2 separate regions of the Mus musculus genome follow, and region 1 is linked to region 2. The links are chromatin loops, found by intact Hi-C in ENCODE. Cell type or tissue: left cerebral cortex. All regions are shown on one strand. Each heading gives the region's core, and the rest is flanking DNA. Links, peaks and the distances in the headings are about the cores only.

The links. Hi-C counts contacts between places; a loop is a spot of excess contacts. Peaks named below come from ENCODE experiments on the same cell type or tissue, not always from the same donor. Only the 100,000 strongest peaks of a DNase experiment are listed, where the experiment ranks them.
Region 1: it touches region 2 in a loop (2.5-fold over the local background); 8 of 42 quality-filtered maps call a loop at or near these places.

Annotation. Positions count from the first base shown.
Region 1 is chr7:16,270,715-16,274,487 of GRCm38, forward strand. Inafm1 (InaF motif containing 1) reads right to left here and starts at 2,978. Exons shown (of 1, transcript NM_001136270.1): 1 at 1,299-2,978. The coding sequence starts at 2,576. The coding sequence ends at 2,184. It overlaps Ccdc9 (coiled-coil domain containing 9), which reads right to left. Exons shown (of 14, transcript NM_001382411.1): 14 at 3,328-3,702. The coding sequence ends at 3,599. In left cerebral cortex, for the core only: a CTCF peak has its summit at 2,110; DNase peaks (open chromatin) are centred at 904, 1,513, 2,172, 2,723 and 1 more place; H3K4me3 peaks cover 2,016 bases; H3K27ac peaks cover 2,178 bases.
Region 2 is chr7:16,096,454-16,100,226 of GRCm38, forward strand. It overlaps Napa (N-ethylmaleimide sensitive fusion protein attachment protein alpha), which reads left to right and starts at 2,127. Exons shown (of 11, transcript NM_025898.4): 1 at 2,127-2,321. The coding sequence starts at 2,224. In left cerebral cortex, for the core only: a CTCF peak has its summit at 1,640; a DNase peak (open chromatin) is centred at 1,905; H3K4me3 peaks cover 854 bases; H3K27ac peaks cover 1,178 bases.

The DNA.
Region 1 (3,773 bases), core at 740-3,239, 170 kb after region 2:
ACAGCAGGAGGTTGATTCCACAAGACTGCGGCATGGTATAGGATTCTAATGGCCTTGCCGAGGAGGCCCAGGGTGTGATCTCCAAGGCATGAGACCCTCTAGAAAATGTGAATGACTGAAGTGGCAGCATGAGCCAGAGCCTCTGATCTGCCTGGCTGTGCGGTTGCTTGTAGATCATTCAGGTTACACCAAGGTCTCGGCTGTATGAACTGTCAGTCATCTGGCAGATCCAGCGTTGTGGTGGTGTAGCTGCCTTTGAGTCACCCACACCCTCCTATAATTAATGCCCACCCCCCAAATAAATTCACTTGGCAGTGCCCTGTCTGGGTGAGGAGGCATTTGCTCCTGTCTCCCCAGGAAAAAAATCAGCATAGCACAAATGTCATCCTCTGCTACACAGCAAGTTCAAGGCAGCTTGGATTATAGGAGATATATAGATATATAAAGGTGATGAAAATTAGTTTTTTAACAAAGCCATTAATTAAATGTTGAACTAGTAATTAAGATAAATCAGGCTTGACAGTGTGCCAAATTGCAGGTCCATAGTCCCTTAGCTGAGGTCTTCAGGGACAGATGCATTTCGGAACTCAAGGCTGATCCAATTTTAGAAAGGCCATTCTGTACCTATTATGCAAACTCCCAGGGGCCTGAGGCAGGCACTGTCCACTTCCCCTGTTGGACATGGTAATGTCTTTTTGCAGCAAAATGTGTGTAACAGTCACACTGGGAGGGAATAAATAAAAAATATAAATAGCTTGGTATGAACTGATTTGTCATCATGTGAGAGGTAAAATTATTCCATACCCCTGTCACCCCCAAAATGGTTAAAGTGGTCAGAGCTAGTCAGAATTCAAAGCCCACAAGCTGGACTTTGCATAGAGGTACACATCTGCAATCCCAACCCTTAGAAGACAGAGGAAGGAGGTCTGCTGAGAACCCAAATCCCTTGCCACAAAGTGGGAGGGGGTGACTCAGTGGGAAAGCACTAGAGAGACGGTGTGAGCCAGTAGACACAGGAGCACGGTGACAATATGGAGACACTCTAAAAACAGAGAAAGAGAAAAGCAAAGAGAAGGTAGCAGAGGGACACAAAAAAGGTTGAGGGGCCAAGGGGCTGGAGGAAAAACCAGGAAGCAGAAGGGAGGCCAAAAAGGACAGGCAAGAGGACCCCTCCCCCCAACTCACTGCTTGGTGGTGTGCAGTCTTTGAGCTGACAGGCTATGCCCAGGGATACAGGCTGTGACTCTCTGAAAGGGCTGAAGGACAAAGTGGAGACAGAGCAGAAACCAACGCTGTTCTCAGGTTTCGATCACTAGTTTAATTCTGAGCAACAATGTGTTGTCTTCCTTTTACAAGACCAGAGAGATTTAAGTACATTGCTGTACATCATCCCGTGGGGGATGCTGGTAGGACAGAAGGGAACCAGCAGGACAGGTAACACTCCCATCTGACAAGAGGCCTCAGGTTCCTGATGCTGTCCAGCCTAGGGGGAAGGCAGGCCATAAAGGAAACCCCTTCTTGCAGCTGGCCAGCAGAGTATATCCCAGGCCTGCCTACGGCCAAGCCACAGTCATGGGTAAGGGAAAATGGACTCAATCGCATGACTTCTTTATCAGAAGCTACACCAGTCTCAACATGGCACCAACAGCAATGCAGACCAGTTTTGGTTTGGTTCAGCTATATGCTCCACACTTCCAAAGCAGCAAATGTCACCACCCAAACCAGGACAAGCTAGCTTACGGGTGACATCCTCTACCCCTGCCATTGCAAACTATACCAACTGCAGTTTCCAGCACGCACCACTGTCTCCGAAGCTATACGAGATGACACCCCGAAAACTGGTAAGGCCTTTACAGTATCTGACCTTCAATGGCCCCGAAAACTGGCAAGCCGCTTCTCCCCATTCCAACCCAAAAATTACATGTGAGCAATGAGAGAGGAAAGCCTTTAAGGCCGCGCGGCCACGGAGCTAGAAGGGACCAGCGGCCGAGGCCAACGACCACAGACCAGGTAAGCCAGCTGAGGCTGGAGTTTATTGCCGATGAGCGCTGAGTCCCGGGAAGGAGCAAGGTGGAATAAGGTCGGGCAGGATCAGGACCGCGGCAAGGAGAGAGGCGGCGCCGCGCAGGCGAGGCCCGGTGGTGCAGATAGACAGACGCAGGCCACGGTGGGGGCGGGCCAGACTATCCAGGCGCTCGGCGCGCGGTCTCCCGCGTCGCTCCCGGAGCTGGGCGGCGACTGTGGCGGCGACTCCGTGGCAGTCCTGGCTGCGGTCGTGGCCCGCCGGAGGCCCCAAGCAAACAGGATGCGGGTGCGGCCGGAGGCGGGGCGGGCGGTGCTGCTCGAGCACACGGAGCGGCCGCAGCGCTGGGCAGGGGGTCGGCGGGGCCCGCAGGCGGCCGCGTGGGAACCCAGATGAGCCCGTAGTACACAGCAAGCAGCACAGCGGCCAAGGACACACACAGGAAGTAGGCGCAGACAGGGGCGAGCCGCAGCCATCGGCCACGGGGACCCTCGCTCAGCCCCGTACCACCCGGGCTCTCGCCACCACTGCCCACGCAGCTCGAGCCCCGCATCGCGCTGCCCACTCAGCCTGCACCGACCCCGCCCCCACCCCAGGACCGCCTCAAGCAAGCCACGCCCCTTCCAGGACCACGCCTTGTCAGACAGCACCCCCCCCCCAGCTCAGCTACATCCTAGACACGCCCCTACCGCCTCTGACCCACCACTATCAAGATTTCTTAGCTCTACCCCCTCAAGGCCACGCCCACTCGCTCTTCTCCCGCCCTAGCTGTCACATTTCCAACCGCCTATTCCTGTTTTCTACCTCAGCCCTCTCCGCGCTAATCGAACCCCTTCCTTCTTCGACCGACTGCAGCTCTGCACACTAGCATCCCTCTGCCCGCCGGAGCTAAGGTTCCTACTCTGTTGAAGCCGGAGGCCTACGGAGCTTCTGAACGCTAGCCCCGCCCACCGAGCCCCGGCCCCGGCCCTCCCAGTCTCACATCCCTGGACTACTACGAGAGTTCCGAGACCCAGTTCCCTCCATCACCCCTGCTGGCCCCTTCCCCAGCAACTCCGCACCAGCGTAAACTTCTGTTCCCTAGAGGCGAGGGATCCAGGGTGGACTGCAGGGAGGAGAGCAGCCAGCCTGGGAGCCAGGCAAACCTGCGCTGCCGCCCCTCCCAGCAGCATCTTCAGGACTGCGAGACGGCCTGCGGGGTGGGAGGAGAGAGGTGTGAGGATGAGAGGAGCACTCTCGTCCCGCCTCTTCCGCCAGCCAAGCACAGCAGCCTAGCCTGATCAGCTAGCAGCACAGTTCAAAGGTTGGCGGTAGCACGCGTTTAATTCAATCCCTAGCTGCAGGTTCCTGCACACCCAGGCCTCACAGGGACTGACTCCGAGGGTTCGACCAGACGAGTGCGGTCGGACTGGCACCACTGGGTCCTCAGCGAATTTAGAAGACTCCCCTCGGGCCGGGCTCGTTGCTAACCTGCTTCCTCCCCCACTAAGTTTAACCCTGGCCTGGACGGAGTGTAGCAGAAGCAGAGGAGCTGAAGGTTAGTACAGAGCGAGGCACCCTGGTCTGCTGGCGCTGTCAGCGGGCAGCCCCCGGCGGCGGAGCAGCCGCCACCACCTTGCAGAAACGCACCCTCTGGAAGTCTGTGATCTCCGCCGTCTCCTGGCCCTCGGGGCCCACCTCTAAGGAGACAAAAAGCGGTAAATGGAGGACCAGCCTGCCCGACCCACCCTATCCCGCACCTCAGTCAAAC
Region 2 (3,773 bases), core at 416-2,915:
ACACCAGCTCTTCTCTTGTAGATGGGCATATACACACACAGCAATGAAAGCCCCTTCATCAAAGAGCTTCATTTTAGGAGGGGTCTTCTAGCAGCTGTGAATGAGTGCACTCGTGAGAAAGTAATGACAGTAGGCATGATTTGGCCATGAAAATGGGAAGGGTTGGGTTGGTTAGACTAAAGCCAGAAATGCATGTGTGGATGTAGCTGCTCAACCTGAAATGAAGGAGGAAGACCGTAACAGCAGGCAGAATGGTGCCTTTGCTGCAGCCTATGTAAGGTCAGGGACATCTATACCAACCCCAGCCTGCAAGAGCCATGCCTCAACTCCTGTACCCAGGGCCCGATCCCAGCACTACACAGAAGGTCTCAACATCTCAGCTAAAGCTTAAAGGCAGGGAGGAAATTGATTTTGGAGCTGTTGAGACATCCTGTTTGAGGGAAATGAGGGGTACAAGGCAGCCCCAGAACCAGAATGGCTGTCTTCCTTCCTACTTGAACATTTTTTCCCAATGTGTGTAGCTGGTAAATTAGGAAATGCACTTTGCTTGGTGGGTGTTCCCAGTGACCTGAGCATTGCTATGCAGTGAGCATTCATTCCACTGCTCTACCCTGAGTGACCCAACTCCATGAGTGGAAATGCAGTTCTGGCCTTATGGGTTGAGGGCATATAGTCATCCATTGCTGCATAGCTCATTGCTCCAAAAGGATGACACGTTGCAGCAAATGGAAGTGGAACCATATCTGCTTGTGGCCATCCAGACTCACCAGCTCTGAGGTCAGTGTACAGTCATGATGAGCACAGGTACATTTGGGGAAGTGTTCAATGGGAAAGGGTCAGAGGAAGATGTCTTTTGCCTTTTCCTGTCCCCAACACCCAACTCACATAACACTTTCCTCAAATGTTCCCTGCTAATCAGCGAAGTTCAGTAAAGAAGAGATACAGATTCCTGCACCACAGCACACTATAGGGATTGGAATCACTGTGGGCAGGGCCCTGGGGACTGACCTTTAGAATAACTGTAGATTTACAGAAAACTAGCCTATGCTAGTTCCCACATAGCAGTTTCTGTCCTATAGTAAGATGTTGCTCTTACTATAGCATAGTGTATTTAGTACAGATACTGAACCACTGTCAATAACTGACTGTCCATGCTTTATTTAGACTTTTCCACTAATTTTTAACTGTGTGTGTGTGTGTGTGTGTGTGTGTGTGTGTGTGTGTAGGCCAGAGGTTGATGTCAGGAGTCTTCTTCAGTTGTTCTGCACCTTAGTTTTCGAAACCAGGTCTCTCTCTGGCCCTGGAACTCATTGATTCTGCCAGACTGGCTGGCCAGCAAGCTCCAGGCATATGCCTGTCTCCCACCCACCCATTCCTGTTACAGGTGCCCGCTGACACACCCAGCTTTTTACATGGGACTGAGTATCTAGTGACATTCTGTGTGTGGCACTGCAAGATACTCCCTAAAGGCATTGTGTGTGTAGGTTAGAGAACAATTTGGAGGAGCTAGTTCTCACCTTCTACTATGTGGGTCCCAGGAATAGGAATATGGTTGTTAAACTTGGTAGCAAATGCCTTTAGCAGCTGAGCCATCCAGCTAGAAATGGAGACCTTCTGGATTCCCCAAGCCAATTCTAGAGACGATCGCCAGAGGGAGTAAGAAGGTTCGTTTTCACTGCACAGTTTTTTCCCAAGTGACTATGACGTAAAGCGAAACAGGAGGCGGAGCTAAACTGCTGGGTCAGTCAAACCTGGAGCATGAACCTAGAGGCGTCACATGAGCGCCGCGACACTGGTCAGGTGATTAGTGTGACCCAGTTCCGCCGAGGCGTGGCAGAACAAGTCTATAGAGCCTGCTGATTGGTTGGAGGGAGTCAAAGGTCGCGCTTTGGGGGCGGTGGGCTCTTGGCGGTTCGGGCTTATGATTGGCTTATTTGGTGTCACGTGGCAATGCGCTTGTGGGGGTTCCAGGAGGCTAGCGGCGTGTGCTCACGTGTTGGGGGGGGGGGGGTCAAGGTGCTGAGTGCGGTAGCCGGAGGGGGCGTGCCGGGAGGAGAGTGCCTCGCAGCTTGAGCCCACTGGTTGGTTCGCAGGGTTCACGTGGGGTGGCAGGCCTGGGTGACGTCAACGCAGCGGGCGGAGCTCCGCTGAGTGCGCGGTGTCCGGGGCCTGTGAGTCGTCGCCAGGCTGTGTCGGGCCTGAGCCGAGCAGCTGCGCGACGTCATGGACAACTCCGGGAAGCAGGCTGAGGCTATGGCGCTGCTGGCTGAAGCGGAGCGCAAGGTGAAGAACTCGCAGTCCTTCTTCTCCGGCCTCTTTGGGTGAGCAATGGGCGAGGCTGGGCCCAAGGCGGGGAAGAGCGGGCTCTTCTGCTCTGCACTTTGGGAGCCCCTCAGCGGCCTTGCAGGCCCTGGCCGTGGCCCTATGGCTGACGACACCCGCTGACTGGTGGCCGCGCCTTTCCCAGGCCGGTGCCCGTGGATCTGTGCGGCCCAGGCTGCCGGGGTGAGGACACCAGACCGAGGGGACCCGGGCTGGGGCGTCCTTGGGCATGATGAGCCGGAGTACGAGGTGTGAGGGTGAGTGGGGCCCTGCTAAGAGTGACTGATGGCGAGGCCTGGACTGAGAGGTGGAGACTTGTGCTTGGGGAACAAGCATGAATGGACAGTGACACTGGTTTTAGCCAAGACAATGGTGATGGGAGGATGAGGCACACAAGAGAATCATTAGGGTGGTAGGACCACCGCCTACTAGGTGGTCCTCAAGTCTGGAGTCTGAACACACCCAGGAGGTGGCAAATACCTCACACAAAGTTTATGCAAGTTTGCCATCTTCAGCCATATTAACTTAGGAGCAGCAGAACCCATGCTTGGGATGCGATTCCGAGGTTTCTTTATCTTAAGGGAGTAGGTCTCTCTGAAAGGGCTTGTTGGTAAAAACTAACTGCAGAAGTTTGTTATGAGTATAAACTATGTGTACTGTGCTCAGAATTGAGTCTGGCCCTCTGAAAGGCTCATCAGGCAGGAAGAAGCAGACTCAGAGAGTGTAAGATGCTGATGGGGAAACCAAGATGGTAGGAATTGGAGTGCTTGAGGGGTCTGGGGAGAGGGCCAGAGCCTTGGGATATAGGAGGGGGTAGGGGGAGACGACACTACATGGCAGCAGGCAAAGCTCTTGAAGGAACAGGCAGAGAGGAACACTGGGGAAAGGTCCAGGCAGGTGTTGAGGAAGAGCTGTGCAGGGGTAGGACACAAAATCAGAAGCCTCCAAAGCAAGGATGGAAGGATACAGAAGACAACCAGGAAGTTGGGGAAAGCTCTGGGAGAGACTGTTATAAGCTGGGTGAGGACAGAAAGACATGAAGGGGAGGGAGAGGATGAAGCCATCCCTTGTTGTTTGCCATCAGATAATGTTTAGCAAAGGAACTTGAAAAATGTTTATACCTGCTGCACAGACATCTGGTTAATGACAGGCTATGTCAGTTAGATGAGAATGTTTCATTAGAGAGAGTGTGAGTGTGTGTGTGTGTGTGTGTGTGTGTGTGTGTGTTTCTTCAGTCTTCACAAGGGAAGAAGTTCAGGTTAGGCGTGGTGTTGGGGCGGTGCCTCCCGCTCAGTTTTCAGCAGTAGTTTTCCTGATGGCTCAGTGTCTGATCTCTTTGGCCCAGAGAGATAAGTGTAGAGTTGGGCTGCTCCCAGGGGAGCAGCTGTGTGTCCACCTGTTTACCACTTCCCAGCCACTGGTAGAGCAGAGCTTTCTGGTATAAGGTATAC